2 separate regions of the Mus musculus genome follow, and region 2 is linked to region 1. The links are chromatin loops, found by intact Hi-C in ENCODE. Cell type or tissue: heart. All regions are shown on one strand. Each heading gives the region's core, and the rest is flanking DNA. Links, peaks and the distances in the headings are about the cores only. Region 1 has its middle 85 kb from the start of Ch25h. Region 2 has its middle 32 kb from the start of Ch25h.

Region 1 (9,372 bases), core at 961-8,960:
ATAGATGACAATAAAATGACTATTTAGACTTGCTCACCAAGTTGCAAGTTTGCAGAAAAGTATGTGGTGTGCAGCATGTGATTCGGCTTCCATTACTACAACAATTACTTACAATGATGAACTTACAAAGACAGTGCGTTTATTTTGGTTCACAAACCTCCGGGTTTAAGCCAGTGACTGGCCTTTTTGCAAGACAGAAAACAAGGCATGTGAGGAGGATGAAGCAAATTCACCCACCTCACACAGGAGAGGTAAACATGAATGAAAGAGCCTGGGGTCCACAGTCCCTTCTGAGGGAATTCCCCAAGACACAGAGACCACCCACTGGACCCTACCTCTAAAAATTTTTACCACTTCCCAGTAGCACCAAGCTGGGAAACAATCCTTCTCTACATGGGGGTGGGGGGGTGCGGTTCAGGAGGCATTCCAAATTCAAACATTGACACAGTAAGCGCTTACTAAATTCATGGGGAATAAATGACTAAATGAGAAGGATGAAAGGACTGAATCAGATTGGCATTTATTAAGCACCAACTGAATGCCCAGTCACATTCTAGAAAGTAGGAACACATCCACAAAGGACACATAGTCTGTTCTCCAAGTTGTGTTGCTGTGAGACAGGCTCTGCTCTAGTCTCTCCATAGCAAAATGGTCACGGTGACCCTCCTGTTTCAGCACCCCCAATGCAGGGACTGCAGGCGTGAGCACCACTCCTGGCATTCATTTCTTTGTTGGATGTTCCGTTGCCTATAGATCACTTAAGGAGTTTAGTAAAAGGAGCACTGGCATTTGTGCCCCTTATATTCTGCAGATTCGGAGAATGCTTTGATTAGGTTTAAAGAAAATGCATTTTAAATAATGTGGTCCTGGTCCTCCAGGTATTCCGATGCCACTGTTCTAATAAATATACTCTAGGAGTTAGTAGGCTAAGAGAGAAAAATCCCATTTATCATTAAACTAAAGAATAAGTTAAAATGTCGTTCAATAGGTGTTGTAGCAGTGGTTCTCTCAGGAGATGAACTTGGACTGAGTCCTGGGGAAGGAGTCCATGTTCCAGACAGGGTAGGAAGGGGGGTACTGTTCCCAGCAGAAGGAACGTTATGCAGATAGAGACAAAGTAAAACCTTGAAGAGACAGGGATCCATGTTACAAAGGCTTGCTGTGTCTTTGGATACATTGTCTCAGTACCACTGTGGTCTAACCTTAACAAAGAAAAGGCCAGCAGTGCTTACAGAATGCTAGAAAACAGAAGACCACCCCTAGTATGTTTCTCAGAATCCAACTCCACTCCATTTGCTTGGGTTTACCCATCATTACAGTTCATTGGATATTTAGTTCTAATGTTACAGAACATTCTATAATTCAATTCCAGGAAAACTGGGTCATAAAAAAAGCAGAACTACTGTTTCTCAGTACTAACTTCCTCTGTACTAAGCATATTGAGACTTAATCCAGAATATGTGACCTTTCATCTAATTGTGAAGAATGGAATAAAATGATTTCCCGACCTAATGCAGATCATTTAGACATGCTTCTCTAAGGAGGAGCTCAGATGCCTAAACACAGTTTATGCAGCTCATGATTCCTTTGCCATCTGCACAGATCCACATGCTAAGCCTCAGCCTGCTCTGGAAAGGACACACAGAAACTGATCCCAACAATGCTTGCTGGTTTACTTGTTTTCTGTATGTTGATGCTCCCAATTTTCCTCCCATGGGGGTGGAAATGTCGTGAATTATCTAAGGAGGAAGAACCTTGAGATTCCTCTATACGTTTCCTTCTTGCATAATTCTTGTTTTAGCTCAAGCAAGCTTGATAGTCTTTTCAAACATGGTACATGCTTAGGAGGGAGAACATCAGCCATCAGTGGGAGGACTCTGAGGACATGCAGTTCCAATATGTGCATTCATCCCTCAAACAATTAGTCAGTTAAAACTCTGGGAAGGCTGAAAGAAGCTGAGGAGAAGGGCGATCCTGTAGTCTCAATTAATCAGGACCCCTGAGATCTCTCAAACACTGGACCACCAAACAGACAGCATACACCAGCTGATATGAGGCCCCCAACACACATACAGTAGAAGACTGTCGGGTCTGTGTTCATTCAGAGATGATGCACCTAACCCTCAAGAGACTGGAAGCCCCAGGGAGTTTAGAGGTCAGGTTGGGTTGGGGCATCCACATGGAGACAGGGTAGGGTGGGTAGGAGGTGTGGGATGTGGAACAGTTGGAGGGTGGACGAGGGGCGGGGAATGGAATATGGAGTGTAAAAAATAAACTAAAAATTACAATAAAATTTAAAAATCTCAGGAGTCTTTTGGAGCACCAGCCAAGGTAAGGTATGACGTCAGTGGTAGCATAGTAAGTTTCAATGTGTCCTAACAGAAGTTGGAAATTCTTCATTTCCTGTTTCCTTCATGCTGAGGCTCTGTCAGAAACTCTTCCATCTGCGAAGGATGGTAGTGGTGGCCTTTCCCACGTGTTCATTCATGCAGAAGCTTGTCACTCCACCCATCTGTAGCATTTCATGAACATTCTGTTTGCATGGCATAAAGTAGGTCTTTATTCATATAAAATATGCTCCAAGACGCTTATTCTTTCTTACACCTGAAACAGTGGGATATAGCCACCACACAGAGCACTTCGCCTTTCTTTTAAGGGATTCCTCGCACTGCCACACTAGCCAAACTGGAGGCTACTGTCTTCTGGACAATGAGCTGCTCCTTTTGCCTCTCAACTTGTGGGAAAGAAAATGTTAAGATTTAAGATCTTGATTTGGGGAAGACGCTATTTAGAAGTGGGTCCTTTATCATTTCTCTGTGGGGCCCTGTCTGTTGGATGCTCTAACCTGAGGAGTGGACTCCTACTTGAGCTACAGCACTGCACTTGGACAGACCTAACCCTGTCTGTCCTCTTTGGTCCTTATCACGTAACATTGTTTCATCTTTTCTGGATTTTTTTCCTTTAGTTCTATTTTTCAGTTAATTATGTTTTTACTTTTTTCCAGATTCACACATATATGCAGTATATTCTAATATATTCATGTTTCCCTTACCCTTTTCTATCCCCCTCACTTCCTTATCTTCTTTCCAATTGTTTCCCTTCCTATTTTCACGTCTTTTATTTTGGGGCAGGTCTTGCTCAGGTTGCCATAGCGGCGGTGTGTTCGTAATTGCAACTTCTAATCATATGGAAGTGATTCTCAAGGAAAGACAGGAATAAGTTTCATTCTTGAGGATTGCGGTGGGAAGATGTAAAGTGGAGCCTTGATCTTGTCACGTTCCTAGTGGATCTAGCTGATTTAAATTAAAGTTCGAAACATGTAGTGTTATGTTTCTTTGTGGAAGACTTGACAATTGCATAAAAATCATCCCATCCACCCATGTGGATGGATGTGTGTTAGGCGACGTAGCATCCAAGTCACAGTAGCTGCATAGTGCCAGTAACTGGTGAAACATTGCTGGGTTTTCATAATTGCTAAGTGGGGCTCAGAATTCTCAATTGTAGGGTACCTGACTTTGTTTCTTCATCTCCAAGGCCAACTTCAGCCAGCAGATGCATTTGTTCATTGCTTCTTATGAGGGACACTTGTACATAGTTCCCACATCAGTTCTCTATCCAGGCACAGTCAGTAACCTTGTAGTTGCCAAATATCAGGTAGTATAGTCTCAACAATTATTCAAAAAACAAACAAACAAACAAAAAACCAAAAACCGAGATTCCTTTTCCCTCTGAAGACAAATGGGATTTTGTTCTGTATGATTTCTCAGAGGTTCCCCGGTAGCAGGGAATCCCATGTAGCCATAAGCAGTCACTTGCTGGTTAACAAGCTCTTGACTGACTCTTCCTTCCATGTCCTGCTTTCATCTCGCTTGCTTTCTAGGGTCATTTACAAAATTAAACTGTGTATGTAACCACTGCTCCATAAAATCCTAACAGAGCTAAGAGATTCCAATTACCCAGTGCTGTCAACTTCACTGTGCCCTCAAAGTCCGTCTGTCTCTCCCTCCCCCTCCCCTTCCTCTCCCCCTCCTCCTTCCCCTACCCTTCTCTCCCTCTCTCTTCTCTCTCTCTCTCTCTCTCTCTCTCTCTCTCTCTCTCTCTCTCTCTCTCCTCCTCTCCTCCTCCTCTCCATTTCTTTCTCTCCCATTCCCTCATCCTCTCCCTCTCTTTCTCCCTCTTCCTTTCCCTCTCTCCACTTAGGTATGCCCTTGACAAGTTTGGAACACAAGTTAGCTACAAACCAAAATAGCTCTCTTTAAGACTAAGAATCATAACAAACAAACAAACAAACAAACAAACAAACAAAAAGACTATGATTTTTTTCTTATTTTGCAAACCTCCAATTCTAACCAAGGTTTGGAATGAATGATTGATAGCAGTTCTACATCGGTGTTTAATCTAATATTCAGTAAATAGTATAATGGCAGACAAAGCCAAAGATCATGGTTCAAAGCAATTGGCTATACTCTCATCCAAGAATGGCTCTAGTGCTGTAAGAAATGCTTTGTACATGGAGGTGTAAGTGAATGTGAATTTCTTATCTTTTTTCCTCAGGAGGTCCATGGACAGTGTTCCTACTCACACACAAAGTCACATGCCTCTTATTCTACACCAGGAGCATCAACTCTTGTCCTGTTTGTGCCACATCCCTACTGTCTATTGAGGCTAATGACTTTGAGTTCTAATCAAAACTGTGCAATATTTGGCAAGTCTGGCTCCAGGCAAAAACCCTGCATATGATCTTTCAGGCCTAACCACAGGTAATTGAAGGACTTTGACCATCAGACCTTGTGAGAGAAGCTGCCTCCACCACTAACATGGAGAACAGTTGAGTGTTGTCTTTTATGAGGAAGCAGCAGTCCAGGACTCAGGCAGGACTCTCCATCTTCAGGCCACACAGCTCACGTGCCCTTCTCCACTCTTCCTTCCTGGGTTGCTTAGCTGAGGGAGCTCCTGCAGAGACTGCTGTCTTTGTGGTCTTGGCAAACAAGTTCTTCTTTTTTGACTCAGGACTTTCTCTCTTCCAGAGTCCTTCCCTCATTTAGACTCTGCCTCTACGCCCTTAAAGAGATGGGGACCCTGAGTTTTGGGCTCTTCAAGGGTAAGGTGACTTTTCCCTTCTGCACACACATGTGATTCTCACCAGTGATTTTTCTCTGGGGAAAAATAAAACTCTGGTAGAGACCTGGTGCTTTTTCTTTGGGAGCCATTGTTTGTACAGTGGGTGAACAAAGGCTTTATTGCTTGCCCAGAACAGTAAGTGATTGCAGGCTGAATGGCCCTTCAGTTTGGTCATTGCCATAGCAAGTTACCTATCCAAAAGCTCAGCAGTGCCCTGTCAGGCTATCATGGGCCACACAACTGCTCTGGGCCAACCCTTTGGCTGTCACGATGCATATGCACTCCTGAAGTAGTATCAATAGTGGAGTCATATTGTCTGAGATGTGGCAGCTCAAAACTCCTTCTTTTACACATTACCACCACACTTCTAAAAGATCAATCAGTTATTACCTGAGATCTTCTTGGCCTTTGGTGGGTTTTGAAAACTCAACTCCAAGTTAAGCTCCATCGAGTTTGTTAACCAGGCACTCATGGAGATGTCTAAAGCCTCATGGCTTTTTGTCCTATGCTGACACAGGGCTTCCACATGTTTGAAATGAATAGGAAATAAATCCTGTCACCGTTTCTCTCAATTTCCCCCAAAGACATGGTGACTTTTTTTTTTTTTAGATTCACAAGCATTTATGAGCTCATAGAAAGGAAATTCAGCATTTCCTTAAGGGGCCAGGGACCCTTTCATGAATCAAAGCCCTGGAATGTGTTTTCCACTCTTTATTTCTGAGGTTTCTTTTTTAGGGAACAGGCCTGGTGACTACTCTGAATCCTCTGGGTCCCTGAGGAATTGTACTGATAAAAATGACTTTTACATCGAATGCCACTCTCAGTGACCTTGATGGTAGAGTCTCCTGGGAGATTTTGTTAAAGAGACATACAGACATAATCAGGCAAACATAATCTCAAGGAAATCCCCAAATCATGGAGGTTTTTAAATACCACAAGTGGTATGACCTTCCTCTGGAGTGCAGTCAACTTAACCAGGGACAACACTTAAAATGAATACTTCCGCTCCCAGTAGCTAACAATTGCCAATATGGTCTCCACTGGGGAGTAGGGGTGGGACTTCATGCTGCCTCTCTTCGAAATCCTGGAGTTTAGTCTGGCTTGATCTTGCACAGGTCTTGTGCATGTTATCAGCATCTGCCGTGTGTAGCTATGTGGCTGCCCTGCTTCGTCTGGAAGACACTGTTTCCTTGTGGCCATCCCCCAGTTCTGGCTCTTTCACTCTTTCTGTCTTCTGCAATGATTCCACTCCACTTCAGCCCTTCCTGGGGCATTATTCCTTTAAATCTTTATACCACTTATTCTACTTTCCATTCCTTGGATGCCCTGCCTCCACGCAAGGCCCTTAAACTAATTTACAGACCCCAATGGGTATTCCAGATGAGCCATTCATATCTGACTCAAAGCTACCATTCACAAATAAGAGAAACTCTATGATGGTTGTCTTTCTGGGTCTCAGCTACCTCAGTCCAGGTGAGTGATTCTATCGCTATATATTTATCTGTTTTACTTCATTTTTCTTAGCAGCTTAATAATATTCTATTGTGTAATAGAATGTATTTCACATTTTCATTATCCACTCATTAGTTGATAGACATCTATCAACTGTTTTCACTTACTTGTGAATAGTTTCCAGTTATAGTGAATAGGGGAGCAATAAACATGGATTAATAGGTTTCTCTATAATAAAGAGTCCTCTGGGTATATTCTGAAGAATGGTATAGTTGGACCGTGTAGTATATTTAATTCTTGCTTTTTGAGGAACCTTTACACGGATTTCCATAGCGGTTATATCACTTTTTACTCCAACCAGCAATGAGTAAGTGTTCCATTTTCCAAAATCCACACCAACACCTATCATTATTGTTTTGGAGGAAACTTTACACGGATTTCCATAGTGGTTATATCACTTTTTACTCCAACCAGCAATGAGTAAGTGTTCCATTTTCCAAAATCCACACCAACACCTATCATTATTGTTTTGGAGGAACCTTTACACGAATTTCCATAGCAGTTATATCACTTTTTACTCCAACCAGCAATGAGTAAGTGTTCCATTTTCCAAAATCCACACCAACACCTATCATTATTGTTTTGTTTTGCTTTGTTTTGTCTGTAATCTGAGCCATTCTGAATGGAGTAAGATAAAGTCTCAAAGTAGTTCAAATAAGAAATGTTCCTCGACATTTGTATTTCATACTTAGAGATCTTTGTTTAGTTTTATATCCCATATCTAACTGGGTGGGTTTTTTTGACAGTTGATGTTTTTATTATTTATATATTCTGTATATTAAACTCTGTCATATGTATAACTGATGAAGATTATTTTTTTACATTCAACAGGCTGCCTCTTAACTCAAATGACAATGCCTTTGCTGTATACCAAAGTTTTATGAAGTCTGCCATTTGTGATCATGAAAGCATCATTTCAAAGAAAGCAAGATTTCAATTATCCAGACAGGTTTTCAAGCTGGGTCATGACTGACAAATTGGTCCCAAAGACTCTTCTCAATGTTATCCAGAAACTATTCTGTAAAATTAGTTTCACCAAAGATATCCCATCTCTGTCCTATGAGTCATTGATTCCTAATTCCATCAACATTTGGAAAATGACGCTTAATGGCCCTAAGTCATGTTCAAAACTCCTCCGTCTGCTGTGTTAAAACCCATGGTGGAATAAGTTGGGAGCCAAGTTTTTGAAAGTGCAGAAAGATAAGGGAGACACACCCCAGGAACTGTGCACGTATACGCAGATCTCAGCCTACACAGTAGCAGCCCGGGAAGCCTCCAAATTGGCCCACATTGTCTTGCTTTGTAGAGTTTTCCTTATATGGGTCTTTTTCCTGTTTTCTGAAGAGATTAAATTTCTTTCAGATATTTTCGTCTGTTCCTTGTCACAACTGTCAAGAAGCTGTGTAATGCTCTCCTTTCCTGTTCTCAGTGGAGTGAGTGTAATATAACCGGGAAAAGTCGTTGACTCTGGTGCAATGAGAAAGTCCTGCCTTCATAAGGAGAGCCTGCATGTATCTGCAGCCCCCCTCCTTAGAACTGATTTTCATCTGTCTCCATCTGACCTGAGAGCGTCAGGAGACTTAGCCTCCCACACTGTTGTGGGAAAAACCAGCAATAGAGGAGACACTGGCTTGAGGACTAGAGACATCTCTCCTCAATCTCATTCTTATGCAGGACCTCGAAACTGGCCTGACTTGATAAAAAACACAGTGGAATAAAGATAAACAAAGTGAGCAAGAGCTATTACCAACTCAGGAAAGTTCTAGAAAATAAGAATTTTCTCTGTAACTTTGCTGAGACTAACCCTGCAGGGTCAATTTCACTTGACAGACACTTTCAAATCTTTTTTTTCAACTGCCTTGCTTTCAGGGTACTAGATTCGGGTTCTATTCCCAAAAGATAGAATATCAATTGTTAAAATCCTAGAAGTAGAAGCTGGGGAAAAATAAACTTAAAAAAAATGTAAAAATACACTTCTTTACACATTAAAATGGAAACTATTTTGGGAAATATGTGAAAGATGACAGAATATTTCACAGTTTGCTGTGCTGAAGACTAGATAACATCCACATATTTTTCATAAATATAAAAAATTCTCAAAAGTTATATGGGTATAGCAGCTAAATTGTTATACAAATGTGGTAACAAAGCAGTCATTTTTAGGTAATGGAGAAAATTTATTTTTTATTTGAATTTTTCATGCAATATAGTTTGATGATATCCACCATCTTGTTGGGGTTTTGCTTGTTTCTAAATCTATTTTTATATATTGTCATACTTACTGATGATAGTGCCCATTCCCATTGAACTCTCATTTCATATTGATATTTACAAAATATTATTCATAGGAATTTTATCATTTTCCAAATGGCTTGTGTATTTCTCAAAGATTTAATACTTTTGACTTCGATTTAATTATCTTAAGTATATTTATCTTGTATTCTACCTGTAACTTCCCATACTTTACTTTCTAAGAAAGCTATAAGCACTGTCTGGTATCTGACATTTTGCTCTAATGTGTTACTTTTTCCCCCGAGGGAGTATTTTTCAAATATTTCTAGGTACATACAAAATATTTATAGTATTTTAATTTTTTTTCTGGGGACTTTTGGTTTCCACAAGGTACACTATATAGCTCACATTTTCACTTTCCCTGTCTCTACCTACTAAATTCTGAGCTTACACGCCTACAATTTCCAGAAGATTCCATGTTAATACTTTGGGACTACAGAGATTGGC
Region 2 (9,372 bases), core at 424-8,423, 53 kb after region 1:
AGTGATATATTTCGAAAAGCAGAAATTTATTCACAGACAATATGAATTTTTAATTACTTATTAAATTTGTTCAAAGATAGTTTTAATGGTACATGAAAGACATATGAAATGGTAGCTAATAGCATGTGGCTTTTCATGTATAGAGATTTCTCCTAGAGACCTGTTCACCTTCTGAACAGTATGGCTTTAGTTAGTCATTCTCCTGTTCATAGTTCTTTCATCTTTCAAAATATAGATTGTAGATAGGAGCAATTCTAGGTTAAATTTTTTGAGAAGGTTGGGTGGTCCCATCCCTCAACCAGGGGCCATGCCTAACCTCTCCATATGGTCTCTACAGGTTCTCTCTCCTCTTTGTTGGGTAATACAGAATTGTTCCTGTCTAAAGGAAATACAGGTACAAAGTGCGGAGCAAAGACTGGAGGAAAGGCCACCCAGAGATCACCCCACCTAGAGATTCATCCCATCTACAGACACTAAACCCAGCCATTATTGCTAATGCCTAGAAGTGCTTGCTAACAGTAGCCTGATATACCTGTCTCCTTAGAGGCTCTGCCAGAGCCTTGCCGATATAGATGAGGATGCTTGCAGCCAACCATCAGACTGCACAAGGACTCCAATGGAGGAGTTAGGGGAAGGACTGAAGGAGCTGAGGGGGTTTGCAACCCCATAGTAAGAACAACCATATCAACCAACCAGACCTTCCCACCCCCAAGAGCTCCCAGGGACTAAACCACCAACTAAAGAATATCCATGGAGGGACCCATGGCTTCAGTTACATATAGAGCAGAGGATGGCTTTATCTGGCATCAGTTAGAGGGGAGACCCTTGATCATGTGAAGGCTTGATGCCCCAGCATAGAGGAATGCTAGGGTAGTGAGGAGAGAGGTGGGTGGGTGGGTGGGGAAGCACCCTCATAGAAGCAGAAGGAGGAAGGATAGGATAGGGGGTTTCCATAGGGGAAACTAGGAAAGGGGATAGCATTTGAAATTTAAATAAAGAAAATATCCAATAAAAATTTTTAAAAATGTGGATTTTAAACTACATATTTGGTAAAATTTGAAGAATAAACTAAGTCATCCACTAATATGTTTAGCATGGGCTCTCTGCTTTATCACATGTAATGAGCTATGCCACAAGCTCCCATTACCAAAATAAACAAAATCCCAGTCATCAGGCTTTTCTCCACGCAGTGAACTACATCACCACAAACTATGAGCCAAAAGATATGGTTACTCCCTTAAGCTGTTTCCATAAAATGCTCTGTCACACTGATGTGAAAGGTACTTAGTGCAGAAAGTTAATATTGATAAATGAAATGATCCTATGATCAACCAAATGATGTGGATCTTGGGCCTTAGAATATGGCTTACAAGAGGAATGTGGAAGAGAGAAATCCTGGAAATCTGTGAGAAGAGATTGATGGGCCTTTATGGTAGAAGTTCAGAACATGAAAATAATAATAGATAGCAACGATTTTGCTCTTGAGGCTTCAGAGGACAAAAACTCTATAAGGAATTGAACTCACGACCATTCATATTATCCTCTGGCCGTTGCCAAATCTTGTTGTCTACCTATCCTAAAAAATTTAAGTGAAGCTGAATCAAAATAGAGAAATTTGATTGGTGGAGGACACGTAAAAGCAGCATAACTTCCAAAAGCTGTGGAATGGTTGCTCCTCACAACCTTTAACCTAATTTATTACGAGAGAAAGCAGAAATTTGAAAGAGGACTACGTCGGAAATGTAAAGGCCCAAGAGTGAGTTCAAAGCTGTGAGCAGAGTGGCTACTTAAGAAATAGCCATAGGCAAAGCAGCAGCAGTGTTAGTGATTAGCATGATTAAAGAGAAACTTCTCTATCTGCACTGGGACAATACCATAAATGGTGCCTTGAGAATAAGAGGCTGCCCGTCAAATGCTCCAGGAAGACCACTGGGGAAATGCTTTCCTGGATTGAGTGTAAATGTACATGAAGGCCACTAAAGTTGTATTAAAGGAGGGGCACACATTATCTCAAGCTGCCAGCAGAACTCACCATCCATAAAGGAATGAAGACGAAAAGGGATCATGGAAGCTTTTTCACCAAGGAAATGGAAAGCTTCTGAGGCCAGCAGCACGGATCAGGTGAGATTCTCAGCGAAGAGCTGCTGAGTCAGGTGCTTTTGAAGTCAGGAGCACTAAACTTAAAGTTTCCGTAGCTTCCAGGGTATTGGAAATGCCAAGGCTGTGGAACATCTAACAAGGGAATTTTACATACACTGAGTGGAGGTAGTTAAAGGGAAAACTGATGTGTAGGAGATAACAAGGCTGTACCTACTGGGTCCCAGATGGTGAAACCACAGGACTGCAGATACTGGACCAGACACTGTACAGTTTGGCATTTTCAGTGCTGGGGTTCAGTCTTACTCTGGTCTGGTCCTATCCTACTGCTTCTTCCCTTTGGACTAAGGATATGTAACCTATACCTTTCTGTATTGGAAGTATATTTTGCATGTTTTTTTTTTTTATTTTACAGAGGCTTACAGTTAATTTAAAAGTTTTCTGTGGGACAGTGGACCATGCCAGAAAACTTGGTAAGGTAGAGCAGGTATGAGACCCTGAAAACTCAGTGAGTAGGCACCTTCCCACTCTCTGTCAGATTTCTGGCCTGGACCACACTCCACACTCTCCATGTTGGTCATGTCTTCCAAAACAGAGTTTTCCATGTTAATGAGATAACTAGAGGCCCTGAGGATTTATCCAATAAGCTTCCCTTCCCAGATGTTCCTCCCTGCAAAAGATATTTGATCTCTGGTTCACCCTGAGAAGTTGGTGTGCATCCATTTTTTATCATTAAACAATATGGATCAACATGAACTGTCTCTTTCATGAAGATCTGCCATAGAAGCATGGAGAAAGCCTTCGCCTACAAAGCCACAGCCTAAGCCTCCTGTCGAAGGCCTCTCTGTGCCTCCAGCCTAGTACTCATCAAGCTAAGGATAATCACCATTGAGCTCCCATTTCGCCTGGCCCCAGAGTTAGGTGCCATCTTCAGCCTGCAGGCCCCCAACAGTCCTAGCCTCATCACTGTGGGCCCTTGAACCTCTGATTCTTCATTCCCAACTCTTCAGTGCAATACCCCAGGGATGACTGGGTGTCCAGGGGTCTGGGAACTCCAACCTCAGCTTCCCCCATCTTACATTGCATTTTCCCACCCCTGAAGTGATAACTCAACGCTTCCCTACAGCCCAACTCCCAACAGCAGCATCGTGGGATAAACACAGTGAAGCTCCCTGAGTTACACCTCCCTAGCAGCCGTGTCCAACGGAGGGCGAAACACAGTTTACCTTGAGTCTCAGAAGAAGCGTTGGAGATTTTAAGGGTGCCGTGACTATAAAAGAGTATGGGGGAGTTTTGAAGTATAACTGAATACATTTTGCATTGTGAGATTCCTATGAGCCTATGAGGGCTGGTATGAGACTGGGACATGAAAAGAAGTTAACAATTATCAATTGTTCATGAGGTTGTTTGGTTCCTAAATAAGGATTACCACAATTAATTCTTGTGATGATGGAAACATCTCACTATGGAGTCTATGCCTGGTACTTCTCATGATAAGCTACCCATTATGATTCTGGTGAAGCTAATCTTACTGAGGCAAAACTGGCTCTCAAGTCAAGCAAGGCAATTAGTTTCATACATTTTCCTGCAAAGCTAAAATAGGTACTATCGTTCTGTGGGAAAATGATAAAGCCTTCCTTCAACAAATTTAGCCAGATTGTGAGCTGGCTGCTGGCCAGCATTCCGAAGATAAATGAATTACAATCTCAGCTCAGAAGGAAAGAGTGACTAGGCATCTAAAGGAACTGACATCACCTGTGGAGTGAGTTTCATTTTTCCTGCAGCTATAGGCTTCCTGTTCACCCTGGCTATGTGCCTCTCTGCTCACTTGTACTAGGTGAATGGCAGAACATGTCTTGTTGAGAAACTGAAACTTCCAAGCAAATAGAGAAGCCACTGCCAGATAGCATGTCTGGACTGTACCCTGCCTTGTCACAACTTACATAACCACCTGCTTGCGCAATAAGATGCCTGCATTTAAACTGAGGAAATGTTAACAATTTTTTTCTATAGCCTCTAATAAAGAATAGTTGATTGAAAATTCTACGTGCATTTCTGCGAATAGCTTGTGGCTTTCAAAGCCACTTAAGATAACTAGGGATAATACAGTCTGCAACGCCAACCTATGAAGATGGTTAAGGAAAGCAATTCATGTAAGAGGTCCCTTCTCATTTCAACCAGTATTTTTGGAAAGAAGCAGGTAGACAGAGGGCCATCTATCCAAGGTCTTGAAGTTAAAGTTCCAGGAGATCTCAGGAGAAGGGGTGTCATTGCACAGATACACATGTGTGTTCAATTAATTCTGCAGTAAACATCTTCTGAAAGTTAGAAATAGTTTAAATGACTGGGGAATTTATTTGCTTCCTGGGATCTTTCTTTGTTTTCTATTGTGCTCGATTTGACTTGATTTGATAAGACGATCTTGGTAACTAGAGCCTTCAGGTCCATATTTCAGATGGGAAAGGACAGAAGGATGGCCAAGCTGATTGGTTTATTTAAAAAGGATCCTTCTGCCTACAAGGCACTATCTGCTACCTTCATCAGATAACACCTTGCCTTAAACTACCCTTTACTGCTCCGTGTCTCATAAATGTGAATCCACATAAATATGGTATACTAGCCTTTGACAGTGAGGTGATATAATACAATACAATAAATATAAAATACAATAAAGAAAATATGGTGTTTTCCACAATCGTTTCTGGACTGCTATTTCCACATCCTGCATGGCATCATGCAATCCCAACACCTGTACAAAAACCAGCTCCAAACAGAGCATAGTCATATATGTAGTAAAAACCCTGAAATACATCACAGGAAAAATCCAGGTGCTCATGAACACAGAAAAAACAAAGATGCAACACACAGAAACAATAACTGACAAACCAAAAATCAATCAGTTTAATTCTAGCTTGCAAAACTACTGTAAAAAAGACGAGAAGACCAGCTACACACTGGAAAAAATATCTACAGAAGACCTATTTGCTAAAATTGCATGTGTGAAAATTTTTAAAAAGTAACCCTTATAATTCAAGAGCAAGAAAATGAACAACTCACTGAAAAAAATAGGAAATATCTGAACAGATCTTATCAATGAAGATGTCTGTGTATGAGTCAGAAAAATTGCACTTATATATGTTATATACATGAGAACTAGATCTTTGTCCAATGAAAAACCTTGAGTTACCAATAAGTGGATCATCATACCTTAAATGTAAGATTGACAACACCAACACCACAGAGAATCTAAAACAACCAAATTCTCATTTGTTGCTGGCAGGAACTCGAAATGTTACTGTTGTTTTGGGCCTACAACCTTGTTGTTTCTTATAATACTAAGCATGGGTTTTGCTATATGGTTGATGGTCATAGTCATTGATATTTACTCAAATGTCCATACAATCACCTATATCTGAAAGTGTAGAGCAGCTTTTTTCATAATTGTTAAAACTGAAATAAACACAATGCCCTTCATTGGGTGAATAAATATTCTTAGTGAATGAATGTTTTCATGTACCTTCGGAAAGGAGACTTGTGCCTCACAGATAGCATATCAATGGAAAAGTCCATATTAGAATAGGGGAGCCTAAAATAAAGGCCTCGTGAATAAACAAAGTCCCTATCATTAGAAAAGGATCCATGACAAAAACTACCGTTTAGAGGTTGGTTCTATAGATGTCAAGATTCTCATAAACTTAAGTAAATGAAAGCAAAGAGTTTGTTATTAGAACAGTCAGTATGAGTTCCATAAAGCAGATGCATCGGCATTCTCAGATCAGCTAAAGTATCAGATCTCTAAGATGCTTCCCCTTAACACACTCAAGCCCCGGGACTAACTAGGTTCAGGCACTACTGTGCCTGTACTTGAATGACAGCTTCTATTACAATCTCTGAGAGCCTAGATGCTCTATACTGGGCCCAGCAACTTGCTTGTCACTCTTCTCACAAGTGTGGGAAATGCATTGAGGGCAGGATTTGAATCTCATTTGGGCCACGACCCCCCAGAGTCAAGTTCAATCAATAATGGTGAATAATGACAATTCAGCAGCATTGGTTGATGGAAGTATCTTATGCCAAGCAAAGTAATACTGATATGGCTAAAAATCATCAACCCAAAGACTTAAGGTGAAGAATAGGAGTGATGATAAGGAAGAAGGAATGGAGAGAGGTGAATAAGGAGGAAGAGAAAACGTAGAAGACGGAGGAGAGGAATAAGAGCAAGAAGAAGGAATTCAATGAAGAAAAGCAGGAATAATCCTGCCCCTTGGAATACTGTGACAGACAAGTGGCTTATTGTTTAGATGAAAAAGACTCTCCTGCTACTGGTCCAGGTCCCACAGTGTGAATGGTGGTAACTACACAGAGCCTTGATGTGAACACTACAGAGAGTGTTCCTCAAGATACCTCATCTCACCTCCCTTTTCTCACCTGCTGAGTTGAGCAAGCATCCATAGAATACCTTAAGGAAATGAAAGCAATTTTGAAAGTTATATACACAGAGAGATACCACGGCCTCAAATGGCCAAAGTGAGAATCTGAACTCTATCACACTTGTTAACTGGCCTTTGACAAATAGCCACATATTTCGTAACCTTGGTTTTCCTACTTGTAGACTCAGTAACACTTTTCTCTTGGAGTGGTAGTGGAGAGGAAATGAAGCAATGTAAAATTAGTAAGAGTCTTCAAGTTCCTGGGTTTACAGCAGACACTTAGCAAGCAGTTGCTCTTTACCTACCTTGGCTGCACAGCCTGTTTGATTTATTTCACTTTCGAGCATGGTAACTTCTAGATAAAGTAGGAGAATTAGAGGCTTGCCACTGGGTCTATCTGCACCAACATCCTGTTTAAATGTTCCCCTAGCGACTTTGATGGAGAACCTGCCGATCAACTGTGTAGAAGCCAAAGAGCCAAGAAGAACAAACAGGACTATCAATGTTAGTGGCATCCAAATTAACAATAAGAGCTTGCATATATGTTTATGTGGCTAATCATTACTGAGCAAGTTATATATTCCATATATAGGCAAATAACAATAATTAATGAGAAAAGAGGCTATGGATTTGAAAAAAGCAAGGAGGGCTATTTAGGATGATTTATGGAAAAAGAAGAGGAAATGATGTAACTATATTATAATCTCGAAAAGGAAAGTATAAAGTAAAAATACAAAACCTTGCAAAATGGAGGAAAGAGAATAAAAGAGAGGATGTGAGCTCCCTCCTGAGCCCTAGAGCCAAGCATGCCAAGATGAACATCATACATGCATTGACTAAAATGAAAAAGTATCTTTTATGTTAACTTGCACAGGCCTGAATTCTCTGCCAAATACAGCTATGTGATTTGGAACCTTATCTTTTGTCCAGAAAAAGCAAATGAAATCTGTGTCTTTGTGACTCAAATGGCCGAAGTGGTCACTTTCATTTTCTCTATGTCTTCAGGCTGTTGTAACAGGACACAGCTGGGATGAATCAGAGGACAGCAACATGTCTCACCCTTCTCCATAAGCCTCCTTTTCCTGTTAACTGCTTCTTAACCACTAGCATATGCTTATGAAACTCGCCCAGAAAATGGAATTGAATAATTGGGAACAGAATTTCTGAGACCCGTTATAACAATGTATAGGCAACAATAACCTTTATCTCAATGCCAAGACATAAAAAAAAAAAAATCTCAACTCTGTGCTGAAAATAGAGATTACTGCTCCCTTTAGTGTGGGTTCAGAGGTATGTGAGGACAAAAGTCCTCAGTATCTAAGGATTAGAGAAAAGGAGAGATTTTCCTGTAAAGAGGAAGAAAGTGTTCTAAATCCATAAATATGATTACTTGTGTGGGATTGGATCCTTTGATGCATGAAGAAGAAGGTGAGCAACACATGAGCCTGGGAATAGGGAGAACTTCAGTTTGGAAAGGGAGGGAAAAAAAGCAGTCCAGGGGAGCGGGGGAGAGTTTATCAGAGCCAGCATAGTGAAGGAGCCAGCCCCCAGATACTAACTCAGCTTTCTGGGTGCTGAAGTCCCAGAAAGTATACATCCTTGCTTTCTGAAGTAAAAAGGTAGGATACTTATTCATAAAATCTGGAATTATGTGCCAGAGAATTCACTTTTATTTGACAAATATTGAACTCCGTTACCCATCATCATAAAATAAGAAACAAGATTAAGACCCTGTTCCTATGGAGTTTGTAATCTGGGTCATGTGCTTAAGATAAATGTCTTCATATGAAGCCAACTGCCTCCTGGTAAAAAGTTCATCATATCAAGCACATTCCTCCAGCCTCACCCCCAAATACATTAGATCTGATTGCATTTTCCTAGGCAAAAGCCAGAGGTTGCATTCCTGCTTGATAAAGCTTTCAAGAATTCAATCATGCACGCTACACACATCTTAATTCCAACATTGGCAGTCGGGCATGAGACTCTATTCTTTGGGTTGACAATAGGATCTTGCTCTCCCTGAAGTATGCATACCTGGAAAACATGCCTCGTTCTTTACTTTGTGCAATGGAAATACTTAAAGAATGAGACAAGTTTTAAAAACGAAAAAGAAAACGTTTGTCAACTAGGATAAATCATGCATGTGATTAGAAATGTAATTATTATATCTGGGTCCTTTCAGCAAAATCTTGCTAGTGTATGCAATGGTGTCAGCATTTGGAAGCTGATTATGGGATGGATCCCTGCATATGGCAATCACTAGATGGACCAGATATAGCTCTCTCTTGTGAGACTATGCCGGGGCCTAGCAAACACAGAAGTGGATGATCACAGTCAGCTATTGGATGGGTCACACGGCCCCCAATGGAGGAGCTAGAGAAATTACCCAAGGAGCTAAAGGGAACTGCAACCCTATAGGTGGAACAACAATATGAACTAACCAGTACCCGGGAGCTCTTGTCTTTAGCTGCATATGTATCAAAAGATGGCCTAGTGGGCCATCACTGCAAAAAGAGGCCCATTGGACTTGCAAACTTTATATGCCCCAGTACAGGGAAACGCCAGGGCCAAAAAGGGGGAGTGGGTGGGTAGGGGATTGGGGGTGGGTGGGTATGGGGGACCTTTGGGATAGCATTGAAAATGTAAACGAGGAAAATACCTAATTTAAAAAAAAAAGAAATGTAATTACTGAGTTTCAAGAAAGTAGCATAATTTATTGTAAAGGAAAATACATTTCACAATGAAAGCCGTGGCTTAAGTCTCAAATAAGCCTCTGTAAATCATTTTGTTAAAAATTTTGTCTTCTGGACACCTGTCTATACATCCTGACAGAGCCATTTTACTC

Evidence for each region. Peaks named below come from ENCODE experiments on the same cell type or tissue, not always from the same donor. Only the 100,000 strongest peaks of a DNase experiment are listed, where the experiment ranks them.
Region 2: a loop joins it to region 1, with 1.9 times the contacts of the local background. A loop is called at or near these places in 3 of 42 quality-filtered maps.

What each region holds. Positions count from the first base shown.
Region 1 is chr19:34,385,217-34,394,588 of GRCm38, forward strand. No RefSeq gene overlaps it. Among named protein-coding and RNA genes, the nearest start is that of Ch25h, 85 kb to the right of the region's middle. In heart, for the core only: no CTCF peak of the experiment used is centred there; a DNase peak (open chromatin) is centred at 4,915.
Region 2 is chr19:34,438,267-34,447,638 of GRCm38, forward strand. No RefSeq gene overlaps it. Among named protein-coding and RNA genes, the nearest start is that of Ch25h, 32 kb to the right of the region's middle. In heart, for the core only: no CTCF peak of the experiment used is centred there; DNase peaks (open chromatin) are centred at 3,965 and 7,545; H3K27ac peaks cover 434 bases.